7 separate regions of the Homo sapiens genome follow, and regions 1, 2, 3, 4, 6 and 7 are each linked to region 5. The links are chromatin loops, found by intact Hi-C in ENCODE. Cell type or tissue: endothelial cell of umbilical vein. All regions are shown on one strand. Region 1 overlaps EPHB6 (EPH receptor B6). Region 2 has its middle 110 kb from the start of MIR11400. Region 3 has its middle 80 kb from the start of PRSS1. Region 4 has its middle 120 kb from the start of PRSS1. Region 5 has its middle 61 kb from the start of MIR11400. Region 6 has its middle 36 kb from the start of MIR11400. Region 7 has its middle 120 kb from the start of PRSS1.

Region 1 (4,000 bases), 330 kb after region 5:
GGGCCCCTCCAGGCACCGGGCAGGACAATTGGTTGCAGACACACTTTGTGGAGCGGCGCGGGGCCCAGAGGGCGCACATTCGACTCCACTTCTCTGTGCGGGCATGCTCCAGCCTGGGTGTGAGCGGCGGCACCTGCCGGGAGACCTTCACCCTTTACTACCGTCAGGCTGAGGAGCCCGACAGCCCTGACAGCGTTTCCTCCTGGCACCTCAAACGCTGGACCAAGGTGGACACAATTGCAGCAGACGAGAGCTTTCCCTCCTCCTCCTCCTCCTCCTCCTCCTCTTCTTCCTCTGCAGCGTGGGCTGTGGGACCCCACGGGGCTGGGCAGCGGGCTGGACTGCAACTGAACGTCAAAGAGCGGAGCTTTGGGCCTCTCACCCAACGCGGCTTCTACGTGGCCTTCCAGGACACGGGGGCCTGCCTGGCCCTGGTCGCTGTCAGGCTCTTCTCCTACACCTGCCCTGCCGTGCTCCGATCCTTTGCTTCCTTTCCAGAGACGCAGGCCAGTGGGGCTGGGGGGGCCTCCCTGGTGGCAGCTGTGGGCACCTGTGTGGCTCATGCAGAGCCAGAGGAGGATGGAGTAGGGGGCCAGGCAGGAGGCAGCCCCCCCAGGCTGCACTGCAACGGGGAGGGCAAGTGGATGGTAGCTGTCGGGGGCTGCCGCTGCCAGCCTGGATACCAACCAGCACGAGGAGACAAGGCCTGCCAAGGTGAGAGCCCACTCGTCTTGCACTTGCCCGACACCTCCCACCCACCCCCAGCCTTTGGGCTCCTCTCTGAACACCCCAAAATTCATTTTATCTGCAAAAGGTCAGGAATAAGCCATCTTAGGAAAGGACCCTGATTTTCCCTAATTTTATTTCTTAAAGCACTCAAACTTACTATCACCCACTCATCTGAAATTTCTGGAATCTTCTGGAGCCTTTCACAGCAATTGCCTTCTCCTAAGTCTTCAGGCCTGAGAAGCGATGGAGACCAAAAGGAGTTTAGCTCCAGCTCCAGGGTTACTATGGAATAGAGTCCTTTGGTTCCCATTCGCCCTTCTGTTGGGAGGGTCCCTGCCTCGCTGGGCCAGGTGACAGGGACGCAGGTAGAGGAAGGCAGTGGATGGCAGCTAGGGAGAATGACTGCAGCAGCAGGCCTCCGCAGAGGGAGCTTATGCAATAAGCTGGGAACACCCACATCTGGCACTGGGCCTGTCTGTAACCCCCACTGCACCTCACTTTCTCCATCCATGGAAATGCAATTCTGTCCCAGCAATTGGCAGAAGAAATCTCTGCCTGAGGGAAGAGAGGGTGGGGTTCAGTCTTGGAAGAAAAGGAGAACCAGCTCTGGGGAAGAGAAGGCTGCGAGGATACCTGCCTGCTGTGTGTTGGGAGCTCAGGGTGGGTGGACAGAGCGAGTGTGACGCCCCCACTCTCCTCTGCCTCCTCAGCCTGCCCACGGGGGCTCTATAAGGCTTCTGCTGGGAATGCTCCCTGCTCACCATGCCCTGCCCGCAGTCACGCTCCCAACCCAGCAGCCCCCGTTTGCCCCTGCCTGGAGGGCTTCTACCGGGCCAGTTCCGACCCACCAGAGGCCCCCTGCACTGGTGAGTTCCTCACCCAGCCCTGCAATGGGAAAGAGACTTGGAGAGGGGCCAGAAGTGGGGGTAGCAGGCAACACTGGGGGCTCTTTGCATTTGGAGTGACTTGTTTTTCCCCTATTTTCTTGGCTTCCTCCCCTCCCTGTCCCCACCCCCTTCTCTCCCTGACCCATCCTTCCCTGGGCCCACATCCTGCCTCTCTGGGCTACCCCCACCCCACGCTCTTCTGTCTCCTTCCCTCTCGGCCACCCACCCTCCCCTGGCTCCTTCCTTCCTCAATCACCCCCACTGCTGCCCTCTTGGCCCTTGGACTGCCATATCCTCCGGCCCCCCAGGTCCTCCATCGGCTCCCCAGGAGCTTTGGTTTGAGGTGCAAGGCTCAGCACTCATGCTACACTGGCGCCTGCCTCGGGAGCTGGGGGGTCGAGGGGACCTGCTCTTCAATGTCGTGTGCAAGGAGTGTGAAGGCCGCCAGGAACCTGCCAGCGGTGGTGGGGGCACTTGTCACCGCTGCAGGGATGAGGTCCACTTCGACCCTCGCCAGAGAGGCCTGACTGAGAGCCGAGTGTTAGTGGGGGGACTCCGGGCACACGTACCCTACATCTTAGAGGTGCAGGCTGTTAATGGGGTGTCTGAGCTCAGCCCTGACCCTCCTCAGGCTGCAGCCATCAATGTCAGCACCAGCCATGAAGGTGAGCTCTTTTCCTTGGCCTTCAGGATCCCCTGCCTCCGCTCCTTTGAGCCCCCTTCCCTACTCCTGATCTCCAGCCTGGTCCACCCCTGCCGCCCTCCCCTCAAGGCTGATCCTGCTCCCAGGGACTCCTATCCCCATAATAATTTTCCTTTTGCACTCTAGTGCCCTCTGCTGTCCCTGTGGTGCACCAGGTGAGCCGGGCATCCAACAGCATCACGGTGTCCTGGCCGCAGCCCGACCAGACCAATGGGAACATCCTGGACTATCAGCTCCGCTACTATGACCAGGTGCGCAGGAGGAGTGGGGGTTCCGCAGTAGGGCTGGTAGGAGCTCATAGGCCTCACAGTGGGGCCCAGAGGTGACCAGGTGCACAGGAGGAATGAGGGGTCCGCAACAGGGCTGGCAGGAGCTCACAGTCCCCACAGTAGGGGCCAGAGGCTGAATGGGCAAGGAGAGGTGCCCAGAAGTGTGCAGCACTGGGCATGTGTCTGAGAGCCCTGTCAACCAGGGAGGGTGGCTGGGGGCCTTAGGGGCAGAAGCAGGGGCAAGAGGGGGCCAGGCAGGGAGTGAGTGGCTGTTACCCCCAGGCAGAAGACGAATCCCACTCCTTCACCCTGACCAGCGAGACCAACACTGCCACCGTGACACAGCTGAGCCCTGGCCACATCTATGGTTTCCAGGTGCGGGCCCGGACTGCTGCCGGCCACGGCCCCTACGGGGGCAAAGTCTATTTCCAGACACTTCCTCAAGGTGAGCGGGGGTCAAGGGCCAGATGGGCAGGTGAAGGCCCAAGTGGGTAGTGAGGAGAGGCCCAGGGACTGTCCGGCCTTGAACCCTGGCCCCGTGCTTCCCAACCAGAAGTTCTGTGGGAAAGGAGAGTGCCTTTTGCTCAGCAGCTGACCTAGGGGCTACTCGGGGAGGTGGGGAATTGTAGGGGTATGTATGCATGTTGAGTGTGGATATAGGAGGGCTGTGGGGATGTGTGTGTGTGTTGTGTGTCCCTGGGTGTGGATGTGGGAGGGCTGTGGGCGTGTGTGTGTGTTGTGTGTCCCTGTGTGTGGATGTGGAGGGCTGTGGGGATGTGTGTGTGTGTTGTGTGTCCCTGTGTGTGGATGTGGGAGGGCTGTGGGCGTGTGTGTGTGTTGTGTGTCCCTGTGCATGGATGTGGGAGGTTTGGGGCATGCGCGTGCATGTTGTGTGTGCCTGTGGTGTGTGTGGGTGCCTGGGCACATGAACAAGCACCTGTGAGAGACCTGGCCCACCTGTGACCCTGTCGGCTGGTCCCCCAGGGGAGCTGTCTTCCCAGCTTCCAGAAAGACTCTCCTTGGTGATCGGCTCCATCCTGGGGGCTTTGGCCTTCCTCCTGCTGGCAGCCATCACCGTGCTGGCGGTCGTCTTCCAGCGGTGAGTCCCCACCCCTGCCCAACTCTGCCCAGCACCATTAACTCCACAGCCAAACCTCAAGTCCTGCCAAGTCTGGAGCCCCCTGCAGAAACCTCACACTGGTGCTCCTCCCGTCAGCCAGCCCCTGCCCTGGGCCCCACGTGGAGATGGGCAGGAGGGCCAGGCTGTCGTCCCCCCTCCACAGACCGACTAAAGAGCAGTCTGGAGGGTGACAAGGGGGCAGCAAGGGGGTGGAAATGGGAGCGTCATCCCCAGTCACCGTTTTGTTCCTCAGGAAGCGGCGTGGGACTGGCTACACAGAGCAGCTGCAGCA
Region 2 (4,000 bases), 53 kb after region 5:
ATTGATACTGATTTTGGACTTTTCCAGAACTGTGAGAATAAATCTCTGTCATTGTAAACCAGCAACTTTGTGGTAATTTTTATAGCAGCCACTCAAAATTAACACACTCCAATATGTCCAGTTAACCTGAGACTAGGCCAAGAAACTCATGTTCTTATAATATTTTCTGCAAACCTTGCTGTCATGTTTTTATCTGACACCCATCTCAAACTATAATGAAAGAAAATAATTTTGAGACTTCAATGTCCCCCTGTCTGGGGTGTGCCTTCCATAGTTCATTGGAAAAGTCTAGTCTCCTTTCAAGATTTTATTCCAGCAGTACCTCCTCTTGAAAGAATTTAAGGCATTGTTTTATGTTCTCAGTGCACATACTAAAAAGAAAAAGACAAAGACTCATGTCTACTTGATGTTTACATTTTTGCGGGGAGGGAGAGACAGAGATAAACAAATAAGTAAGGCATATAGTGTATTAGCAGGTGATACCTGCAATGCAGAAAAGAAAAGGCAGACTAAGGTGAGGGAGACCAGGACTGTCAGAGTAAGGAGCGTTGAAATGACAATACATTGTTCAGAGTAGGGCCCAATGAGGAAGTGACCTTTGAGCAAAGATTTCAAGGAGATGAAGGAAAGAGACATGTAGGTATCTGGGGGAAAAGAATTCCAGGCAGAGGGAGGAGCCAGTACAAATACCCTAAAAAAATATTTTAGGACCAATGAGGAGGCCCATATGACTGAAAAATTAAGGAAGGGAGTGGTAGGCTTTATTTCCAAGCGGTAATGGGGCAGGATGGATCATTTAAGACCTTGATGGCCTTAAGTGCTTTGTTGTTTTGTTTTCTTATTCCAAATAAAACTGGGAGCTAGTAGATGATTTGGAGATGAGTGACATGATCTAGCATGTTCTAGAGGGCTGAGTTTGAGAGCTAGTTCAGAAGTAGGTGAAAGCAGGGAGATCAGTTAGGAATCTATTGCAGTAATCCAGGAAAAAGATGATGGTGGCCTTGTCCTGAGGGTTAGCAAAGAAGGTGATGAAAAAATGGATGGATTCTGAGTGTATTTTCATGATAGAGCCAGTTGAATTTCCTAATGGATTGGCTATAGGGTGGGATAGAAAAAGAGGATTTGGGAACCACTCTAAGGTTTTCAGCTGGAAGGCTGTTGGTGGAGTAAAGTTGAGGATAATCTTTCATGTTTAGAGCATGCTGTTTGAGAGTGGTGGGGGGAAAATGTTGATTGGAGTGCATTAGAGAGATAATGGGAAAAGAGAATTTGGAGGTAAGTATTGATCATTAGCAATAGCAACAATAGCTACCGTAGATTAAAATGCCCCACAGTCTATGGGGATGTGATACATGAGGGAAGACAGGGCCAGATGGGATGAGGTAGGATCCAGACATCAGACTCAGGAGCTACGAGTGGTATATATAAGGTTAACACCTAGTCAAATGCATAAACAGGTTGATTTTAATTGATGTCAGTTTTTCTCCATTGCCCCCTCTAGAGGCAATCTTCTTCAGAGAACCCTGGCTAGGTCTTCTATGTTTCATGTCCGTAGAGGGAGCTCCTGAGACTGTGGACATTGGCTAATATGCTGATGTCACTGGAGGCCACATCTTACAGGGCCAAGAGACAGATTTGCTTTCCTTTTTCTCATGCTTGTAAGCTCCTTCATCTGGAAATGTGATTTACCTGGGTCCTGCCATGGTTTCCAGGCTTCTCAGTTTAGTGTCCCTTTGTCTCCTGGGAGCAAGTGAGTCTTCAGGTACTTAAATATCTGTGCTGTACCCTATCCCAGTCTATTCATGTCATGTATTCTGTTTTTGTCTCTTCCCACAGAGCACATAGAAGCTGGAGTTACTCAGTTCCCCAGCCACAGCGTAATAGAGAAGGGCCAGACTGTGACTCTGAGATGTGACCCAATTTCTGGACATGATAATCTTTATTGGTATCGACGTGTTATGGGAAAAGAAATAAAATTTCTGTTACATTTTGTGAAAGAGTCTAAACAGGATGAGTCCGGTATGCCCAACAATCGATTCTTAGCTGAAAGGACTGGAGGGACGTATTCTACTCTGAAGGTGCAGCCTGCAGAACTGGAGGATTCTGGAGTTTATTTCTGTGCCAGCAGCCAAGACACAGTGCTTCACAGTCGTGCCCTTGCTGTGCAAAACCATAGCCTTCTCCTCTCAACTCACAGCTGCCCAAAAGGAAGGCTTTCCCTGTGCCTTCTCCCCCAAGGGAGGGGAGATAAAGAACCAGAATTAACTCATGAAATACAAGAGTATTCCAAGAAGATTTGGGTGAAAATACTTGTGGTTTGGGGGATCTCTGAAGTTTTTTAAACAGAACTCAAACTATGTGTTTCTCATATTTATTTTTATTTTTTAAAGTGTATGTTGCCCTGGTTATAAAGCAGACTTCTTGCCTATCTTGCTGCTCTGAAAGGTTTGTGACTCTGACTGTGAGGCCACATCTTTATATCCCTTCTTATAGTAAGAGAAACAAGTCTTTCTGATGAAAATAAAAATAGTGAATAAAAATGCATTTACTACTGGCTTTTAGGATGCTCAATGATGATGCTAGCAATGGTGGTAGTGGTGACGTTGGTAATGGTGGTGATGAGTTTAGGTTGCTTTTGTCTAGCATTTATAAATTTCCAACCACTTTAAAACAATCTCATTTTAGAGTGGAATAGCTAAGTCCATTATCAGAGGTTAATGCTAATTTTCTGTTCACATAGGGTCTGAGTTTTTAATGTAAAAAATATAGTTAGCACTATAAATAGATATCTGTCAGCCGATACAGAACATTTTTTAAGATCACTTCCAGTTGCTGCAATAGGAATATGTATTCCTATTTTTTTTCTTTTTTCTTTTTCTTTTTTTGAGACGAAGTCTTGCTCTGTCGCCCAGGCTGGAGTGCAGTGGCAAAATCTCAGCTCACTGCAACTTCTGCCTCCTGGGTTTAAGCGATTCTCCTGCCTCAGCCTACCAAGTAGCTGGGATTACAGGTGCCTGCCACCATGCCTGGCTATTTGTTGTATTTTTAGTAGAGACGGGATTTCACCATGTTGGCCAGGCTGGTCTTGAACTCCTGACCTCAAGTGATCTGCCTGCCTCAGCCTCCCAAAGTGCTGGGTTTACAGGTGTGAGCTACTGTGCCCGGCCTTTTTTTCTTTTTGAGACAGGGTTTCATTCTGTCACCCCGGCTGGAGTGCCATGGCAGTGTGATCACGGCTCACTACAGCCTCGACTTCCTGGGCTCAAGCAGTCCTCCTGCCTCAGGCTCCCTAGTAGATGGGACTATAGGTGTGCATGACCACACCCAGCTAATTTTTGCATTTTTTGTAGGGACAGGTCTCACTATGTTGCCCAGGCTGGTCCTAAACTTCTTGGCTCAAGTGATCTTCCTGCCTTGGCCTCCCAAAATGCTGGGATTATAGGCATAAGACACCATGCCTGGCCTGGAATATGTAATTTTTAATGAGACCTAATGGTATAATACATTCTACCTGGTTCAACTGCCTTCTTTTAATATCTGGATTCCAATATTCTGCTCATGTTTCAGCCATGTTTTTGCAAACAGTCCTGAAATTCACTCTAATAATAAGTTTCATTTTCCCAGTCTGATTGTTATTTAGCACCTCAAATTATTATTGAACTCATCCTAATCCTGATTAGGCAAATGGATAGTGAGAAAATATTACAAGTGGGCTTGGATTTTAATTTTTTCAAACAATTTAAAACCCATTTTCCTTTTCTAATGATCAAGATCCAATTTTTAGATAATCAGTACTCTCTCTTTCTATGTGGACATGTAATATGAATAGGTATATTGTTTCTGTCACAGGCATCGCAAACTCATATCTTGCTTGAAACTTGTCGATGAACTCCTTTAGTATGACAAGAACAAAGAGAAATAGATTTTTAAAGCATAGCCACATATTGGACATGAGTTTTTCTTCAAAATTTCAGCTGCAGAACCCTAACTGGTGCCTTTC
Region 3 (4,000 bases), 130 kb after region 5:
CTTAATGGAATCTGAGTTCTGAGAAAGAAGACATGCAAAGGAGGATGCAAATATATGAAAATATATGAAATATTTGTTGTTTTAATTGTTAACACAAATTTATATACTCATATATTTGAGTCTAATTAGAATATTTAATAAGTTAAGTTTATGCCTGGAGTCCTAGTTTTAGTATTACAGGCAAAGAAGCAGAGTTAGAAGGAAGGAGGGGAATGAATTATGCATGCTGTATTTGAGGGCCTTTGGAACTTCCGAATGCTGGTAGAGTACACAGTTGGCACTCTGTATCAATGGGGTCCTCATTTGCAGATTTAGTCAACCTCAGATGAAAAATATATTTTAAAAATTACAAAATAACAACACAACAAAAAAAATACAAAATCTAAAACACTGAGGTATACCAACTATTTGCATGGCATTTACATTGTATTAGCTATTATAAGTAATCTAGAGTTGATTTAAAGTATACAGGAGGATGTGCCTAGGTTATATGCAAATACTGTGCCATTTTATATAAGAGATTTAAGCATCAGTGGATTTAAACTAATCCCCCATGAATACCGAGGGACCACTGGGTTGAGAACATGGTGCTGAAGCTCATAAAAAGCCCTTGCTGTGGGATTCTGACATAAGACACTGCATAAAAGCTCAACACACATGCCCTATAGTCAGTGTCCGTGATTCTCTGGAATCAAACTCTATTCTGTGAAAACAGGAACCGTGATGGTACAGGCTATTCTTGGCAATGGGAAATGAAACCTCAGAGGTAATCCTACTTCCATGTGGTGCAGAGCCCTGAGCTAGGAGATGTTTATCACTGTTTGGGAAACCAGAACCCTCAGCCTTTCTCCCTTCTGCCTCGCCTGAAGACAGGTGAGTCCTTTGCCATAATATGAAGTCTTAATTTAGCATTGCCACATTCTGGTTCCAGATCTTTCCCTCCTGGCTGAATATTAAGATTGCATTTTGTCTCTTGTCTTTCTTGGTATCTCTTCCCTATGCAAACTTCATGGACACTGGAAGGACTACAAAATCCTGAAAATCAAGAAACCTCCATTGAGAAAGGGGGTTTTACTAGAACAAAAATGTGTAGAGATATATACAAAAATTATATATAATAATGTCTGTCTCTGTAATTATTCACACTTAGCAATTCCCAGCACCTTCTCCAGAGGACTTCCCTAACTAAACAAGAAAGGTAGTCTTTGGGGAAAGTGTTTTCATCAATAAAAGACAAGCTATGTGTGAGTTATTCCTGCACTGGGCAGCAAGGAGTGGGTAGTTACCTCTGCCTTCGAGTACCCCTTCATTTGACTAGGACCTGAGACTCTCTCATATCTACTTCCAAGCCCAGGTTGAGCACTTCTTTTCTTTCCTTTCTTTAGTTGCTTCTACTGTGAGGTATAGATTTTACATCCAGTCACTGCTGAAGACTTTCATCAACTCATCACTCATCCTTCAGTCATCTCACACTGAGAACAACTGGGAGCCTCCCGTTTTCCTGTTTCTTTAACATTTGTCAGAATCTCCCCAAACCTCTAACACCTTTTTTTCAGCAGGGGGCAGTAAAATTCAATTTATTTTTTCTGTTCTCAGCACTTACTATTAAGACCAGATTTCATAGTAAAGTCTAAGGCCAAATCTCATTAATGATTTTAATGGTTACTTTTGTCTTAAAGGAGCCCCTGATAGGACAAGAGTATTTCAGGGTTTGGTAAATCAAAACTGTTATATTCCTTCGTGACACATGACAGAGGAAGAGTAAGCAGGGGCCCACATGTGTTACATGTAAATACATACAGACTTGAAGACATGGTGTTCAAATAGTAGAGATATAATAGTAAAAACCCAAAGCCTATGTCAGCATCATGTGAACAAAAATTTTAGTAAATACCAACTGTAGATCTTAGTGAACTAGGGCAAAGGAAGTGGACAACACTGGGAGAAATTCTGGGATTAATCTTTGTATCTCACAATCAAAACCAAAGACTTTTCTGTTAAGAAGAAATGGGGGAAAGGGCGGAGGGAGAATGGCACTTGGTTTAGACATTGTTTACTGCAGCAGCACCCAAACCATTTGTAGCAGTATTACCAAAGCATGTATTGGATTATATTTTCTGTTCTGTCATGATTGATAGTGCAATTAAAGGCAGATGGACTAAAATCATCCTAGGCAAAGGCTAAGTTGATAAAGCTGATAAAGCCTGAACACCAAGTCAGTGAAAAATGAGACTGAGAAAGTTATTATCACACAATAATAACACCATTCTGAGGACTCAGTGAATTCCAGTTACTGCTCCAAGCTCTTTACATGTGTCTATATAAATAGATTGCCCCGTTTAATGCTCACAAGTTCTCCTGCTCCTTGTCTGATCAAGCCACGCTGTTCACTGGTTCCCTCTTCTGCATGTTCTTCTCTCTTGGGTTTGCAGAGTTCATTCCTGTTCATCCTTCAGAACCCAACTCAAATGCCACTTCCTTTCCCAACCTTTTTAATTAGGTAAAATCTTGCTATTACAGGCACTCAAAGCTATGTAGTTTTTATGTTCATAGCTTACAAAACAGTTGCAATGGAATGTTTTGTAAGAATATTAAAGACTTGAGTTAAGATAAGCAAAGCATCAAGCCTACTTTGGATGAGGGAAGTCAACAAAAATATTACTCATTTGATGGGTTAAAAGGATATAGATGAAACTGTTTCAACAGGATGGCTGTGGGACCCAGGAAGTTTGCAGGGGCTGTGTCATCACACACACACAATGACATTATCAAGAGCCCATCCTGCTTCCCCACTACTGGGAGACATCCTCTCTAGCCCCAACTGTGCCATGACTATCAGGCTCCTCTGCTACGTGGGCTTTTATTTTCTGGGGGCAGGTAAGTCATAGACACAGTTCATTCCAAAATCTAGAAGGAATAATTCCTCTGTGTTGGGTTTGTGCCTGGCTCAGCATCAAAGTCCATCGTGAACTCTGTTACCAATTTTTGTCTCTTCCCATAGGCCTCATGGAAGCTGACATCTACCAGACCCCAAGATACCTTGTTATAGGGACAGGAAAGAAGATCACTCTGGAATGTTCTCAAACCATGGGCCATGACAAAATGTACTGGTATCAACAAGATCCAGGAATGGAACTACACCTCATCCACTATTCCTATGGAGTTAATTCCACAGAGAAGGGAGATCTTTCCTCTGAGTCAACAGTCTCCAGAATAAGGACGGAGCATTTTCCCCTGACCCTGGAGTCTGCCAGGCCCTCACATACCTCTCAGTACCTCTGTGCCAGCAGTGAATACACAGTGCTACATGGATACCGACACTCCGCACAGAAAGGGTCGCCTCTAATGTGAGGACATCTTGCCTCCAGAAACCTCATCTTAAACTACAGAAACCCCTACAAATCTTCCCAGACTCCTCAGCCTTGAGGGACCAGTGTGCTTTAAGTAACAGTCTGGACTAAAGACTATCTCTGGCTCAGTCTCTAACAAGCTGAGAAATGACCCAGCCCCACAGTCATCCTAGCTGACTTTTTCCTTGCATCTAGTTGTTGTTGTTCAATTGAGCTTGCACAAATTTTATCCTTCAAGATAAATGCGATAATATTTGACAGTTACCTTATGGCTAGCTGAAGAAAGTCTTTGTCAGCTAAGAAACAGGAAAAGGATCCTTTGACTTTCTACACAGGCTGTCTTTATCTCTGGTTCATGGTTTCTTCCTCATGTTAAACTTGTTCCTTCATACACAGCCACACAAAGTCCCTGCCCTTTCCTGACCCCAGTCCTGCACCTGACGGCTTCAGTTCCTCAATCTATGACTTTGAACTTAGAATAAAATTTTATTTTCACTTGAAATAAGTGATTAATGATTATTTTCACTAATATCCCTCTAAATAAATGTAATTTTAGCTATATCTGCATGAGGCCTAAGGAAAAGAAAAGGCTCCAACTTTGGCAAAGAATAGTCTTTAACAATGTCCCTGGATTCAGCCCTAAATCTCTT
Region 4 (4,000 bases), 97 kb after region 5:
AGGAAGAAATTTTAAATATTATTCCTAAATACCTTACATCAAGATGAGCTAGAGTTAATTAAGTGGGACGAGGGATAATGAATTCAAGGGCATTTAAGAAAGATTAAAGAACCAGTGCAAAATGTTTTAATCAGGAAAGAAATTAGTGTGTTTAATGACAGGAAAGAAGTCAGCAGAGTGACAGGAGCAGGGGGAGGAGGTGGTTGAGTACAGGGCAAAATTGAAGAAGGCAGGAAGGCACCAGACCACTCAGAACCTTACTGGTCAAGGTAAATGATACAGAATCCAACATAAAGCTTAATAGGAGACACTGAGGTTTTCAACATTTGACTTCTTTAGTAATCAGATTCGTGGCTGTGTGTGTATCTGTGTATTTAATCACCCTGGTCACAAAGTGAAGAAATAATGGACCATGCAGGGAAGGCAAAATGTTACCTCTACCCTCTTGCAGTTTTTCGGCTGGTCCTGAGAATGGAAGATTAACAGGAAGGAAAGCATACACATGTATTTAATACAAGTTTTACATCACATGAAAGCCCCCATAATTAAAGGAAGAACTGAATGTGCAGTTAGAGTTGAACATTCATATATTGAATTGGGCAAAGGGTCATACATTGTGGAAAGGTGAAAAAGTAAAGGGGCTTAGGCTAGGGTTGCTGGTTGAATGGCAAAGTGACTAGGAAGGTGAGGATTAGTTTAACAAGCTTTTTTTGTTACAGATTCCTTGGCCTCAACATCATCCCATTCTATCTTGGATGTTAAGAATATTCTTTTTTCCTGGTATAGATAAGACATCTTTTATATGGGAAGCTTATTCCATTTTTCAAGAAGAAAAGGGGAAGGGTCAGAGTACTCCTCTTATACTTGCTATTGTCTTTAATGCCTCTAGCTCAAAATATTCCTTATGCCAAAGTGGCATATTTTGGGCAGAGGGTTGGGAGGCTTATGCTGCCACCCTCCAGCAGTGTGAACAGAGTTGATGCGGAGGAAAAACTTAGCTCAGGCAAGCAGTAGTTTAGCTCAGATAATGATGATGGTGTTAGAAATATGGGGAAAATGAGACATTTAAAAGGAAGTAAATCAAAGGACTTGGCAATTGATTAGACATGAGCAGCAATATGCAGGGGGTGGTGGGTGGTGATTAAGAGAGACTGCTACACACAGACAAATAAGAAGGACCAAGTGGGAAGAAGATCAAGATTTACTTTGAGATTGGGAGTGCCTTAGGGACAGTAATCTAACCAGGAATATGCAGAGAGCAGTTGGATGTACAAGTCATGGACTCAGAAAATGGATCTGGATAAGAAGCACACCTTTGGGACATTTAGCATCACTGGAAGAATGAAAGTGCCTCCAATCCCTTGATATACAGTTTACAATGAAAAGATCAGAGAGCATAGGATAGCGGTTTAGGGAGCACACCTGCCTTGGGGGACTATAAAAGGTTGAGGGAGGCAAAATGCACTGATAAACCACCATCGGCATTAGACTAATGGCTGAATAATTGTGTAAGTAATTGCTAGTAACAATGCTGTGGAGTATGTGGCAGGTAGCACATCAAGTGCTGCTTTTTTCTTAATTTCGCTCTGATACCTGGAATGCCTTTTTGCTGCCTCGCTGCCGGGCGGGCCACTCCCGACTCAGGCAGGCCGAGGCAGAGCTCCGCGGGCATTGGATGAATTCGCTCCTTTGACCACTAGAGGGTGATGTGGATCTTTCTATAAAATATCTGCCGCTCATCAAGTGGGGACTCACAGCTTCACCGGATATTTCAGATGAGATGTTTAGGTACTGACTGACCAAAAAAATTGCAGATATCCTGGGAGGCCAATTGGTCTTTAAAATGGCAGGATCTAATCTTAACATTTTGTAATAACCCTTAGCGTTTACCCATATCTGGCACCTGTAGTTGTGTGATTTCTACACAGTTGATAAATATATAAATGAATAATACCGTGATTTCTATTCAACATTGTGCTGAATTTGCAACCAGTGAAACAAGGGGAAAAAGTTGAAAATGAGAAAGGAAAGAAAAATAAGTATTGGCGCACGACAAGTTTATTTATAGAGATTCAAAAGGGTCTAAAGAAGCAATGCATTATCAATAACAAAATGTAGTAAGTTTACTGAATTTAACATAAATATAAAACATTATTTTATTTTCACATACTACAAGCAGTTATGTTTTTTAACGAGAGACAATTTACAAATAATGATATAAAATAGAAAATAAACACCTAAGAACAAATCTATTAGATTAGCAAGACTATCATGCAGAAAACTATTAAAATTTTAGGGGAATCAGGGCCGCGCTCAGTGGCTCACGCTTGTAATCTCAGCACTTTGGGAGGCCGAGGCGGGCAGATCATGAGGTCAGGAGTTCAAGACCAGCCTGGCCAATAGGGTGAAACCCATCTCTACTAAACGTACAAAAAAATTAGCCAGGCATGGTGGTGCACGCCTGTAGTCCCAGCTAGTCCGGAAGCTGAGGCAGGAGAATGGCTTGAACCCAGAAGGCGGAGCTTGCAGTGAACCGAGATCATGCCACTGCACTCCAGCCTGGGCGACAGAGCTAGCCTCTGTCTCTAAATAAATACATTTAAGGGAATTATTTTAAAAGTTTGAAATAAGCCGGGCGCGGTGGCTCACACCTGTAATCCCAGCACTTTGGGAGGCCGAGGTGGCTGGATCACCTGAGGTCAGGAGTTCAAGACCAGCCTGGCCAACATGGTGAAACCCTGTCTCTGCTAAAAACACAAAAAATTAGCTGGACATGGTGGTGGGTGCCTGTAATCCCAGCTACTCAGAAGCCTAAGGCAGGAGAATTGCTGGAACCCGGGAGGCGGAGGTTGCAGTGAGCTGAGATTGCACCATTGCACTCCAGGCGGCTGGGCGACAGAAAGAAACTCCGTCTCAAAAAAAAAAAGTTTGAAATAAGTAAAGATATACAACATGATCATGAAAAAGTGAATCCAATAGTAAGGTTGTTTCAATTTCTGCAGTATTATCTATATATTCAATACCACAGTAATCAAACTACAAAAGATTTACTTTATGAAATTTGTCAAATAATCTACAACTAAGTGAAAAAGAACAAAAATAAGCAATATTTAAGAAGTACAAAAAGTGATGTGAATTGCTCTACCAATTATCAAATTATGTTATCATTTAGGATAATGAAAGAAGCGTGATTAAATAGGCAAATGGAAAACAGAAAATGAAAAATAGGCCCATGAATATACAGGAATTTCATATATAATAGAGGTGTTATTGAAGATATACGGAGGAATGATGTAATATACAAGTTATTCTGGAACAGGTGGTTATCCATACAAGGAAAGATGAATTTAAACCTTACTTCACAATATATGTCAAAATAAATCACAAGTGAATTAAATGCTTAAATGCAAAATTCAAAATGTTAGGAGTTTTGGTAAATAATAAGGATTATATCTTCATGAACTTGGGCTATGGAAGATTTTTTTTAACAAAGAATTAAAAAACATGTTTACCCCAAATAAAAGAATAATGCATTCTACTAAAGAAACCCAACAAAAAGTAGCACAAACAGAATAAAGACATACACCACAAATTGGAAAGATATTAGCAACACACATAGCTGACAAAGGTTGGGTATCCAGAGTCTAGAAAAAACTGTTACAAATAAATAATAGCTAATCAACCAAAAAGAAATATGGACAAAGGGCAGTTTACAGGCAACACTGGTGGCCTATAATATATCAAATATATTCAACCTCCTTAGCAACCAGAAAGAAGCAAACAAAAACTATATTGCACCATGAGATAATATTAACATACTAGACTGGCAAAATTAAAGGTATATTAAATAGCAAGTGTAGTCCTAGATGTGGAACATCTGAACACACTCATGAGCTGTTGGTGGGATCACTTATTTGGCTTAATCACTTTGGAAAGCATTTTGTTATGTTATGTAAAGTTGACATGTTGACTTGAAAACTCAGTCTTTACATTGCCAGGT
Region 5 (4,000 bases):
ATCTGACAATATGTAAGAGGGATAGTACAACATGGTCAAGTAGGGTTTATCTCAGTAATGCATTGTTGGTCTGACATTCAAAAAACAGACTATGTCATTTACCTTATCTGTATGAAAAATATGAAAAGTATATGATCATATCTATAGATAACTTAAGCATTTGATAAAATTCCATATCCTTTCTTGAAGAAAACTGTTATCAAACTCAAGAGTAACAAGAAATTTTCTTCACCTAAAAAAGGACATTTATGACATCCTATGGTTAAATAGAATATTTTTGCAAGCAAACTGATAAGTCAAAGATGCATATGTAATTCCCAGATCAAATACTAAAAACAGCAAAAAGAGGATAAAATAGCCTTTTCAGCAAATGGTTCTAGAAAAATGGGATAATATGGAAAAATAATGAATCTCTAGCCTTATCTCACTCCATAACCAGATGTGGGCAAACTATGGCCTCCGGGCCAAATTTGGCCTTTGTCTGTTTTCATACAGCCCAGAAACTAACAAAAATTTTACACTTTTAAATGATTGAAAAAAAGTAAAAAGTATTTTGTTACATATAAAAATCTAAGATATTCAAATTTCAGTAAACATAAATGAAGTTCTATTGGATCATGGCCACAGTCATTCGTGTATATATTGTCAATGGTTGCTTTTGCACTACAATGACAGAATTGAGTAGTCGAGACAAATACTGCATGATGCACAAAACTAAAAAATTTATTATTTCACCCTTTACAGGAAAACTGCTGACCCTTCCCATAAACAAAATTTAGTAAGAGACACAAAAAAATCCCAGATAATCGAAAAACTAGAAACTGAAAGCTTCTGGAAGAAAACATAGCAAGCTCTCTTCATGATCATGGGGTAGGCAAAGATTTCTTAAGGACAAAAGAATGTTCTAACCATAAAAAAAGCAAATTGTTCTTTATGCAAATCCCAAAAAGTTCTTCAAAATACATTACGAAAAAATAAATGTATATCTGAGAAAGGGCTGGATTCATATTATAAAGAATTCCTACACATCAATCATAAAGAAGGCAATTCACTAAAAACAAAAAGTTGACTAGAGAATTAAAAAAAAAAGATATATAAGTAGGCAGTTTCTTTTCATGAGACTAATGTGTTTATTTCTCCAGCTTAGATGATTGTTTCACTGATAGCATGTCACTGTCAGCTGCCTCCAGGAATTATCTTTGGTTAAAGGGAATGCTTTGCCCAGGTCTCACCCCATTCCTATGGCAGCTGGCATTTAATGACTGGCTGATATCTCCCTTCCTACACCATTATTTGATGAAATTTAAAATTTAAATTAAAATGAAAAATTTTTCTTTCTTGTTTAAAAAGACATTTGCTTTATGTCTCCCTCACCAACCTGTGCAAAATTTGAGTTTGAGGCAGGTAAACCTGAAATCAGCAAGAGCTGTGCTGTGTCCTGAGAGATCCTGAGGGTCTAATTTAGGAAGCACCCAGTCTCCCTAGTCAGGGTCCTTAGAGCTTCCTCATAGTGACTACACACTGGCCACTTGGGGGCACTGTGGATCCACTGAGTGGGTCACTGATAGCGCTGTCTGAGAGAGAGAGGGTTAAGGGAGACAGTCTTGATTTCGTCTCTGTATCAGGGATATTACCAGATGAACCAGAGGTACTGCTGGCACAGGAAGAGTTAATCATAGTCTTATCAGATCAACTGATATGCAACATGTATTTGTCATGACAGGAAGCCATGAACTGAAGCCTTGTGTGGCCTCTCTAGCAACCTAGGTTTGATGGGGAGTGTGATGAGGGTTTCAGCAGGGCAGCCTGGATAACCCAAGCCAGGTGGAGATAAAGGAGCATCTGCCTCAGATGAAAATCTCAGAAGCTGTGCGGATGGCTGTCTGCCCGGAAGCCTGCCCCCTCTCGCTCAGCACAGCTAGCTTCCCCTGCTCTGCAGGAAGCTGGACAGGATGGGGGAAAGCCTGAGTTAGCTGAGCTAGTCCTGGAGTACAGGGTGCCTATGGGAGCCTACAGGACGATGACATCAGAACAGTGACATCACAGTAAAAACCTCCAAAAACGGTGAGGAGGAGCAAAAGCCCTGCTTTCTCACCCCAGGAGACCAGCAACCTGAGCAGGGAGATGCTTAGTCCTGACCTGCCTGACTCTGCCTGGAACACCAGGCTCCTCTGCCGTGTCATGCTTTGTCTCCTGGGAGCAGGTGAGTCCTGAGTACAGGTGGGACATCCCTGTATCCACAGTGTTCAATTGTTGCTGAAGTGTCAAACTCTCCCGAGCTGAGTCTTCAGCTTCTGTCTCCTTCCTCCACAGGTTCAGTGGCTGCTGGAGTCATCCAGTCCCCAAGACATCTGATCAAAGAAAAGAGGGAAACAGCCACTCTGAAATGCTATCCTATCCCTAGACACGACACTGTCTACTGGTACCAGCAGGGTCCAGGTCAGGACCCCCAGTTCCTCATTTCGTTTTATGAAAAGATGCAGAGCGATAAAGGAAGCATCCCTGATCGATTCTCAGCTCAACAGTTCAGTGACTATCATTCTGAACTGAACATGAGCTCCTTGGAGCTGGGGGACTCAGCCCTGTACTTCTGTGCCAGCAGCTTAGGCACAGCCCTGGAGAATTACTGGCTTTCTGTACCCAAACCCTCCTATCTCACTTGAGGATGTAATAGGGAGAAGGAGGTGGGGGCTGCCACACAACTTTAGCCAAGCCCCAGAGATGCTTCTATTCTTTTCTAACATTTTCCCCTGCCCTGCTGAGCTCAGTGAGAGCTCCTGCACTTGTGGGCTCCAGACCCACTGGAAGTTCTCACATCTTAGCCAGTACTTTTTAATTCCTAGCAAGTGGCGGGAGCTTCTACTCTGTGCCAACATAGGGGTATATGTTTTAGTGTGTTTCCTGTTGCCATACAGAATACCTGAGACTGGGTATTTTATAAAGAAATGAAATTTGTTTCTTACAGCTCTGGAGGCTGGGAAGTCCAAGGTCAAGGACCCACATCTAGTGAGGACCTTCTTGCTGGTGAGGACTCTGCAGAGTCCCCAGGTGGCATAGGGCATTACATATGAGGGGGCTCATGAAAGATGGTCAAACTGGCTTTTATAACAGACCCAACCTCATAACTAACTAATTCCTTCTATAACCCATTAATCCATGAATGGATTAACCTTTATGAGGGCAGAGTCCTTAAGATCCAGTCACCTTCCAAAGGTCCTACCTCTCAACGCTGCTGCATTGGGAACCAAGTTTTCAATATATAAATTATTTAGGAACACAGTCAAATCATAGCAGTACACATTGCGGGTTTTTTTTTTTTTTCTTTTTTGAGACAGGGTCTCACTCTGTCACCCAGGCTGAAGTGCAGTGGTGCTGTGATCATGGCTCATTGCAACCTTGAGCGCGTGGGTTCAAGCAATCCTCCTGCCTCAGCGGCCTGAGTAGCTATGACTACAGGGACACATCACTACAAGGTGTGTCCCCAGTTCCTCAGTTCCTACAAGGTGATGTGTCCCCTTGCCTGGCTAATTTTTTTTAATTTTTATTTTTGTAGAGATGAGGCCTTGTCATGTTGTCCAGATTAGTCTCAAACTCCTCAAATGATCCTCCTGAGTTTATGTGTTTTAATGCAAAGATAGACATTAGCATATCCACTTTATACATGTAGAAGATTTCAGTGTACCATTTTATAGATAGGAAGCTGTGGCTCATGAACTTCTCCAGTATTTCATATTTCCAAGGATCAAAGGCAGGATCCAAACCTACGACTCCATGCCTCCAAAATAAAATTTCTAAAATTCTATAGTGTTTCCTGGGCCTTGGTCAATGAGCTACAGCAGAGCACTATTCTTCCATCTCAAGACTAGCCAAGCAGTAGAAGAAGGTCACATATTATGGAATGTGGTTACTATGGCTTATGGCCTGCCAACCTCCAGGACATATAACTTCCAGCCAGAGAATATTTGTCCTGTTTTAGTTCCATATAGAATGGGGCCACAAT
Region 6 (4,000 bases), 97 kb before region 5:
ATTTTCACCTCTGTGGTCTTTGTGGACATTTTTGTATGTGTGCTGCTTCTCAGTCATTTGTTTGTATTTTTCCTTTTAAACCTGATTATTTTTGACATCATGCCAGACACTATGGCTGTAGAAATAATTTCTGGTCTAGGATGGATATATCTTTCTCCAGAGATAATTTTATTGTGCTTTGTAAAGTGCATGGATGCATAAACAATCCAGGACTCCCTGGAACAGAATTAAAGGCTTGAGGTGTCCTGGAGACCCTGGAGGACAGGCTTCCTTCTAGTGCATTGATTCTATTCAAGTCCCTCAATGGTCACATTAAGTAAGTTATGGTCTTTGCCTTTACCCCTCTGGACTGTGAGTCAGCTTCCTTAGTGCTGGGCTGGGATCAGCAAATGCCCATAAGGGCAGTGACTGCTGTGCTCACTCCCGAGGCCCCTGCCTTCTCCAAGATTCTGGCCCAGTTATTCCTCATCGTATCTTTAGGATATGAATTAGTTGCAGTTTGTTAGTGTGGTTATTTTACTCAAGTACATAAATAATAACAAAAGCATTAATCTGAGTTCCCTCTTCTGTAATTATACAGATTAAGGTCAAAACATTTTATCTGAAGTTTTAATTTTCTTTGAATTTTAACGTCAGATTCTTAGTCTGATTTGTTTGATATTTGACTTAAACAGCGTAGAGATGTTATACAGAAACTTTAATTTTAAGGAAAGAACTTTTTAAAAACTTGAAGTGGATTTATAATCAAATTGGGACCCTTACTTGGTTTTGAGGTTTTATCATTTGAGTATTTTTATGTTATTTATTACATAATCTTTGATGCTTCACTGGATCATGAGACAAGATGAGAACAGAGAGTGAATATTTAGACTTGATCAGAGAGCACAAAGTGAACATGGAATTAGTTTCTGTTGATGAACAGTCCAACTATGTAAAATATTTAAAGACATTTATTCTGAGCCAAATATGAGTGACCATGGCCTGTGAAACAGCCTTCTGGAGGTACTGAGATCAGTGCCCAAGGTGGTCAGGGTGCAGCTTGGTTTTCTACATTTTAGGGAGACATGAGACTTGAGACTTCAATCAAACACAATTAAGAGATACATTGTTTTTGGCCAGAAAGGCAGACACCTGGAGGCAGGAGTGGGGAGAGGTTCCAGCTTAAAGGTAGATTTAAAATTTTTCTGGTTGACAATTGGTTGTCTCTCAGGTTAAATTTTAAAAGAGCCCTGGCTGGGTAGGAAGTCCATTCAGATTATTGGGGGCCTTTTAATTTTATTTGTGGTTTACACTTCATTTCTGCATTGTTGTGATCCATTTGTGCCATGTTTTTTGAGTACACCTGAGGGCCAGGGGTCAGAACTAGAGGGAGTCACAGATGTGTGACTATCATCTTTTCCTACTTAAGCCCAGGCTTCTGGGAAAACACTTTGCTCCACATTTTCCATTTGAGGGAACTTGCCTAAAGCAATGCTCCAGTTTTATTCTTTCTATTGCTTGCCAAATCTTCCCTATGGGAAGGGAAATAAGTTATTTTATTTAGTCTCCTCTTCATCTGAGGTTCCTCTCTCTTCATCCTCTCCCTTTCATCCTGGCTACTGGGAATAAAAGCAGATTCTTTTGGTGCTTTTTTAAATGCACTAAGATCAGTGGGAAACTTTCTTTTCCTTATAGGGATGGCCTGTAATTTGGAGGGGAGAGAGAATGGATTAAATTCTGATTCAAGACAGTGTTGGTCGGTCTTTTTGCCCTCCCATCTGAGCCGGGTTGTTTATGGATATTAAAACTGATATTATGTCTCCATCTGTCAGACTGTAATGTCCATCTCTCAGGTGGTTCCATCTTAGGTCATAATGTTGTTTTATGACCCTCCAACACCACAAATTATGGTATCTCGTTTCCCCATGGCTCAATAAAGGGAAGTGCAAGTCCTTGGTCTTGACAAAGAGCACATTTGTGCTGTTCCTGCCTACTGGCCACCAGGAGGCACTGTGGCTTCACTGTCATCCAAAGTCTATGGGGGAGGGGCTGGGATTGCTCCCTGGAGGATCCTTAATGAAAACCCTGGAGTTGGACCTAGAGTCAGGGAGCTGGGTTGGAGGTACCTGCAATGAAGGCTGAAAATAAAGGGATTAGAGACCAACCCTTTTGCCTCTTGATGCGGAGATGGGTTTTGCTGTAAATTGAGATTTGAATAGGGCTCTGAGTGGCAGATGGGCTTGCAAGTGGATGTAGGTCTGAGCTCACTGAAGACGTGGAGGCACAAGGAGCTGGGGTGGTGCGGCGCCGTGTTCTGGGCTGGGGAAAGCAGAAAAGCAGTGTTTGTGTCACAGGAGCCTTGTAGAGCCTGGCCCCAAGCCGGCCGAGGCTAGCCCTACCTGTTCCGTCGAACGTAGAGGGAAGAACAGGTAGAAATGGAGGCGCTACCCTGGACCATGTCAGGGGGAGCCTGTCCTCAGGCAGCTTCAATCACAATGATGTACCAGCAGCATATACACTTATTAGCAAGGCTTAGGGTGGAGTAGGACAGAATTTTCTCCCCCAAGAACCTTTGCTCAGGGCGGGAAAATGCCGCAGTCTAGTTCTAACTCTATTACTCCAGATGCCTCTGTGTCCCTGGAAGAAGGTGGGGTCTGGGCATATAAAAGTTTTGTTTGTTTTGCCTGGGTTGATTTCGTTTTTCCACGTGATCGTGCATCTGACTCTACCAGTATTTTGTATCCGGCTTCTGCCTCTCTCTCTCATGAGTCCCATGGCTACTATAAGGTATTCAATTTCTATTGCTGCTGTAACGAATTACCACTAACTTGGTGGCTTACAACCACACAAGTATTACCTTACAGTTCTGGAGGTCAGAAGTCCAAAATGGATGTTACTGGGCTAAAATCCAAGCGTTGGCAGGGCTGCATTCCTTCCTGAGGCTCTAGGGAAGAACTGTTTTTCTCTCCTTTTCAGCTTCTAGAGGCCACCAGTGCTCCTTGGCTCATGGCCCCATTCAATCTTCAAAGCCAGCAAGGACTGGCTGAGACTTTGCTCACTCTGCATACTCTGATGCTCACTTTTCATCCTCCCTCTTCCACATTTTAGGACCATTGTGATTACATTGGGCCCCTATATTAAGGTCAGCTGATTGGCAAGCTCACTTCACTTGGAACATTAATTCCCCTTTATCAGGTAATTTAACACATTCCAGGGATTAGGCCTGGGCATGGTTGAAGGGGCATTGTTCTGACTACCAAACCTAGGCACCTGGTAATAGGGAGGAAAACGTGTTGGTCACCTTAAAAACTGATTGATGACTACCGTTTTACATTCTGGATCTAACACACACAACAAAGGGATGGAACCCACAAGGAAACAGACACCTCAGGTCACACAAGCTCATCTGTAAACTATTTGCTCCTTAGGATGGGCAAGTCCCCTGGGGCGCAGGGGACTCAGCTGTATGCCTCTGTGCCAACAGCGAAAATGTGGCCTTAAACTGCTCCTTCTTCTTTGTTAGCAAATAACCTAGTTGACCAATTCATAGAGCAGAGGTTCTCTCAGTTCTCTATACTCTACACCCCGAGAGGAAGTCAGTTAGTGAGATGTAAGATTCTTTTATAAGAAAAAGACCAGGTGTAAAGATTAAGAAATGCTGAGCTTTGCTAGAGGTAAGAATAAGATGTAAATCAACTCTGGAACATTTAATTTCCAAATCTTTGTGAGAAAGACAATCTTGTTTCTGATTTATTGTGTGGATAGAGAATGTGAGAGATTCTGTGCTCTGGGCTTTGCAAACTCAATAGAGTTCAAGGATCAATAAACTCGGAGAGACCCTTCACTGCAAAGAAGAGCTTTGAAATCTAATGAGCTTCCGGGACACTGATTCAGCTCCTGTATCTTTAACAACGCGGTTGACATGCTTGCTCTTCCTGGGTAACTCAGATGCTAACTTCTAACTCATTTAAAGGCATTTGAAGAACTAGGAGCACAGAGTCACCAGTGAGAGGAAGAGGAG
Region 7 (4,000 bases), 91 kb after region 5:
CATGATCAACTCTAACCCGGAACCATACTAGGAAAAAAGTTGTCCGAAACATATTCCTTGCTTAGCTAAGTTGACACAGTGATAAAACCCCACAAGAATATCCAGATGCTCCTTGACTTGCAGTGGGGTAATATCCTGATAAATCCAGCACAAATTGAAAACATCATAATTCAACTTACAATATCCAGCTTATCTGTACATAACCCCATCATAAGTCAAGGAGCACACTGAAATGCATATTGCTTTTGCACCATTGTAAAGTTGAAAAGTCATTGAACCATCATGAGACCATCTGTACCTGACAATTAGTGTTTCTCAAAATAAATAGGAAGATTTTCTTCTGATCTGAAGGTCTTCCAGCCACTCCCTCCCAGACATATCATAATATTGGACCAGAGGTCACCCATAGCAAGCTGTCCCTACTTATTCTTTGCAGAAAAAGTACAGTTACAGTATGAAGTGGCCTCATTTTAATGAGGCCCAACATACCCAGGAAATAAAAAATGCAGCCACAGGAGCATACAGATGCCCTTTAATAGATATGTCAATATTAACATAATGCAATAGCTATATTTGTTATAAAACGATTTCACTATTGCACAAACATAATATGATGGGCGAAGTCTTAATCTTATCTTTTCTAGCTACCTATGCCAGAGAAGCAGAACTAAATATTAAATGAAAGCACAATTGAGAGGCTGTTATAAAAATGAAAACATAGGGCTTTCAAAAAAACTTTCCAGCTCCTTGTAATTGCTACATATTTCCAACATCGATCCATTAAAACAAGTATCCCAGCCTGTTCAAATCAAAGAATTTCTTATGCCTCCTAGAAACTATTTTCACTGTCCAGTACTTAGTATGACCTCCATTACAATAGAATAAATTTAATTATTCTCACAACCTCAACAGTGATTAACACGGAAACATACAAGCTAAATTGAGAAATATTATTAGAATGTTTAGAATTAAGTCCCTTTATATATGAGGGAAATTGTCATGAGATACACATGAGGTAACTATCTCATTTAGAAAATGATGAAGTGGCTTCAACATGATTATGAAGAAACATTGGACTTCCAGCCGAGGCACTGGCCTGTGCTTTATCAATATTTATGGTAGTGCCAACCTGTGGGTCTAGTGATTAACAACCATGAGTTGTCTTGGTGTTATTACTTTGAGGATATGAAACAGAAGCAGCAAACAGACTCCAATGCCATTCATTACCTAAACCTACACTCCTTTCCTTATAGGAAACTCACTTAAGTCATTACAATGCTTTATGTCTCAGTGTATCTTTAATAAATTTGGAAGTTGAATTGGGAAGTCTTTAGGCCACTTTAGGCAATGTATGGGTTTTTTGTTTTCTTTTGATATGGGGTCTCACTCTGTCACCCAGGCTGGAGTGCAGTGGCATGATTTCAGCTCATTGCAACCTCCGCCTCCTGGGTTCAAGCAATTCTCTCCCTCAGCCTCCTGAGTAGCTGGGATTACAGGTGTCCACCACCACGCCTGGCTAATTTTTGTGTTTTTAGTAGAGATGGGTTTTCACCATGTTGGCCAGATTGGTCTTGAACTCCTAACCTTGTGATCCACCCGCCTCGGACTCCCAAAGTTCTGGAATTACAGGCGTGAGCCACCTCACCCGACCTGTATGGTTTTTTGACAGGCAGAGATGGACGTAACATCAGTCATGGGCAAAGATTACCACCAGGGGGCAGACTAGGGCATCCTTGGGATTCTGTGATCAGTCATCCCTCCTCGCTGGTGAATGGAGGCAGTGGTCACAACTCTCCCCAGAGAAGGTGGTGTGAGGCCATCACGGAAGATGCTGCTGCTTCTGCTGCTTCTGGGGCCAGGTATAAGCCTCCTTCTACCTGGGAGCTTGGGTGGGCATGTGCGTGTGTTGGCATGGTCAAGTGGTGGCCAGCAGGGTTGCAATGTGGATTGTTTATGCTCATCGAAGGGAGAGGGAGAGGCCCTGCTCTCTAGAGGTGTAAATGGTAAGGTGAAAGCCGCCGGTCAGAGGAGATGGGGGATTATGGCCCTAGGGAGATGACGGGAAGATTGCACAAAACAAACAGGACTCTCCAGGAGCTGGGAGCACAGGGAGGGAGTGAGGCTCAGCTCTGCCTGGCGTCCTGTCTGACTCGGCTCCCACTGGGCTCTCCTCTCTCTCTGGCTTCTGTCTCAGCAGGCTCCGGGCTTGGTGCTGTCGTCTCTCAACATCCGAGCAGGGTTATCTGTAAGAGTGGAACCTCTGTGAAGATCGAGTGCCGTTCCCTGGACTTTCAGGCCACAACTATGTTTTGGTATCGTCAGTTCCCGAAACAGAGTCTCATGCTGATGGCAACTTCCAATGAGGGCTCCAAGGCCACATACGAGCAAGGCGTCGAGAAGGACAAGTTTCTCATCAACCATGCAAGCCTGACCTTGTCCACTCTGACAGTGACCAGTGCCCATCCTGAAGACAGCAGCTTCTACATCTGCAGTGCTAGAGACACAGCGCCAGGAGGGGATCAGACACCGCGGCAAGAACCCCTGCAGCTGCCCTCCGCCCCAGCGGGCCCCCTGAGTGCTGAGAGGGGAAGCGTGGAGAATGGAAAACCACAGCTTTCCTGACTGAGACATCTGGGAGTGTGTGTGCAGGGGGTGGGGCGGGGGGGAGGGGGAGAAAAAGAAAAGAAGCACTGTGAGTGTGGAGTATGGAGGAGGTGTAGTGTTTGAGACCCACGAAATGGCAATAGAGTTGGGCCTAAAGTGGTCGGCGGACATGGAAAGTTCCCTGAAAATTATAAAACCTGGAATTTTGCCCTGACTCTGCCACATTAGTCATGTATTCTTGAATAGATCTACACATAATCCTAGAGGTAGATATGAAGACAGTTGTATAATCACTGTGTATTTCCTATAATAAACTTCAGCGATTGGCTTTCTTGTCATCATGCTGGGCTCTCAAGACAAAGATAACCAAGAGGCAGCCAAGTAGAGAGTTATGCATGAATACGTTACCTTAGGGGAGGATAGCAACAGCATTGAATAGCATTCACTCCAAATTTGTGTTCTGTCCTCCTTAGACCAGGCCACCAAAATAAAATCCTATCACATTTCCTGTAAATGTTGAACGCCATCATGTTCTCCATGGTGTTTCGGTTGATGAATGAACAGAGTAAGACTCGGTACAAAGGGAGGGGAGCACCCTCTATGCCTAGGTACACACCATACGGAATGTATCGCTAGGGAAGGTGCTGGTGAGCTGGCTCCTGGGAAAGGTGTCAAGGGGAAGAGGGGGCAGAGGTACCTAGAAGGAAGACCTCAGACAACATGGCTTGTCTACAGAGTTGGAAAGTTCTGCCAGTAGTTAGAAGACAGTAAGTGGAACAGTGAAAATCCTTTCCTAGGAGAAACCAAACATTTACATTGACCACAAATCTGTATGAACCAACAGAAAATGAGCAAAACATATGACCATACATTTAATAGAATAAACATATATGACTAATAAACATATAGAGATATTTCACTTCATTGATGATCAGGATAATATGAAGCAAGACACAATGATACATAGTTTTATATCCACTTGATTAGCAAAATATAAAAAGTTTAGAAATATAAAATGTTAGCGAGGGTATGGATTCATAGGATTACTTATAAATTACTGATGGGAGCATAAGTACTATCAACCATTTGGAAACAGTTCAGCATTATCTCGTAGTTGAAGATTCCTATATCCCATAACTCAGCAATTCCACTCCTAGGTTTACATCAGGAGAAGCTCTTGCATACACATATCAGAAGACATAAATAAAAAAGTGTTCTTCACAGCACCAAACAGTAGAAAAACATGGCACCAAGCCACATATGCACTGAGAAGAGTGAATGAATAAACTGTGACATATTCATATGAGTCAAAATGAATGAACTATAGTGAAGAGCAAGGTTATAGGTGAATCTTAGCAATATAATAGCAAATGTAAAAACTAAGTCTAATGAGATT

The links. Peaks named below come from ENCODE experiments on the same cell type or tissue, not always from the same donor. Only the 100,000 strongest peaks of a DNase experiment are listed, where the experiment ranks them.
Region 1: a loop joins it to region 5, with 9 times the contacts of the local background. A loop is called at or near these places in 5 of 110 quality-filtered maps.
Region 2: it touches region 5 in a loop (6-fold over the local background); 22 of 110 quality-filtered maps call a loop at or near these places.
Region 3: a loop joins it to region 5, with 6 times the contacts of the local background. A loop is called at or near these places in 3 of 110 quality-filtered maps.
Region 4: a loop joins it to region 5, with 7 times the contacts of the local background. A loop is called at or near these places in 12 of 110 quality-filtered maps.
Region 6: it touches region 5 in a loop (5-fold over the local background); 2 of 110 quality-filtered maps call a loop at or near these places.
Region 7: it touches region 5 in a loop (5-fold over the local background); 12 of 110 quality-filtered maps call a loop at or near these places.

Annotation. Positions count from the first base shown.
Region 1 is chr7:142,864,036-142,868,035 of GRCh38, forward strand. It overlaps EPHB6 (EPH receptor B6), which reads left to right. Exons shown (of 20, transcript NM_004445.6): 7 at 1-714; 8 at 1,440-1,595; 9 at 1,925-2,281; 10 at 2,446-2,570; 11 at 2,871-3,033; 12 at 3,573-3,687; 13 at 3,962-4,000. Among named protein-coding and RNA genes, the nearest start is that of EPHB6, 11 kb to the left of the region's middle. RefSeq lists enhancers at 2,391-2,924, 3,199-4,000. In endothelial cell of umbilical vein, CTCF peaks have their summits at 2,450 (motif pointing left) and 2,658; no DNase peak of the experiment used is centred here.
Region 2 is chr7:142,586,226-142,590,225 of GRCh38, forward strand. It overlaps TRB and TRBV14. Among named protein-coding and RNA genes, the nearest start is that of MIR11400, 110 kb to the left of the region's middle. In endothelial cell of umbilical vein, a CTCF peak has its summit at 1,556; a DNase peak (open chromatin) is centred at 1,546.
Region 3 is chr7:142,667,949-142,671,948 of GRCh38, forward strand. It overlaps TRB and TRBV25-1. Among named protein-coding and RNA genes, the nearest start is that of PRSS1, 80 kb to the right of the region's middle. RefSeq lists a silencer at 3,636-3,836. In endothelial cell of umbilical vein, a CTCF peak has its summit at 1,524 (motif pointing right); a DNase peak (open chromatin) is centred at 1,563.
Region 4 is chr7:142,631,002-142,635,001 of GRCh38, forward strand. It overlaps TRB. Among named protein-coding and RNA genes, the nearest start is that of PRSS1, 120 kb to the right of the region's middle. RefSeq lists an enhancer at 1,552-1,846. In endothelial cell of umbilical vein, a CTCF peak has its summit at 1,688 (motif pointing right); a DNase peak (open chromatin) is centred at 1,720.
Region 5 is chr7:142,533,685-142,537,684 of GRCh38, forward strand. It overlaps TRB and TRBV13. Among named protein-coding and RNA genes, the nearest start is that of MIR11400, 61 kb to the left of the region's middle. In endothelial cell of umbilical vein, a CTCF peak has its summit at 1,521 (motif pointing right); a DNase peak (open chromatin) is centred at 1,587; H3K27ac peaks cover 909 bases.
Region 6 is chr7:142,436,460-142,440,459 of GRCh38, forward strand. It overlaps TRB. Among named protein-coding and RNA genes, the nearest start is that of MIR11400, 36 kb to the right of the region's middle. RefSeq lists an enhancer at 3,686-4,000. In endothelial cell of umbilical vein, a CTCF peak has its summit at 1,986 (motif pointing right); no DNase peak of the experiment used is centred here.
Region 7 is chr7:142,624,899-142,628,898 of GRCh38, forward strand. It overlaps TRB and TRBV20-1. Among named protein-coding and RNA genes, the nearest start is that of PRSS1, 120 kb to the right of the region's middle. In endothelial cell of umbilical vein, CTCF peaks have their summits at 1,707 (motif pointing right) and 1,907; a DNase peak (open chromatin) is centred at 1,713.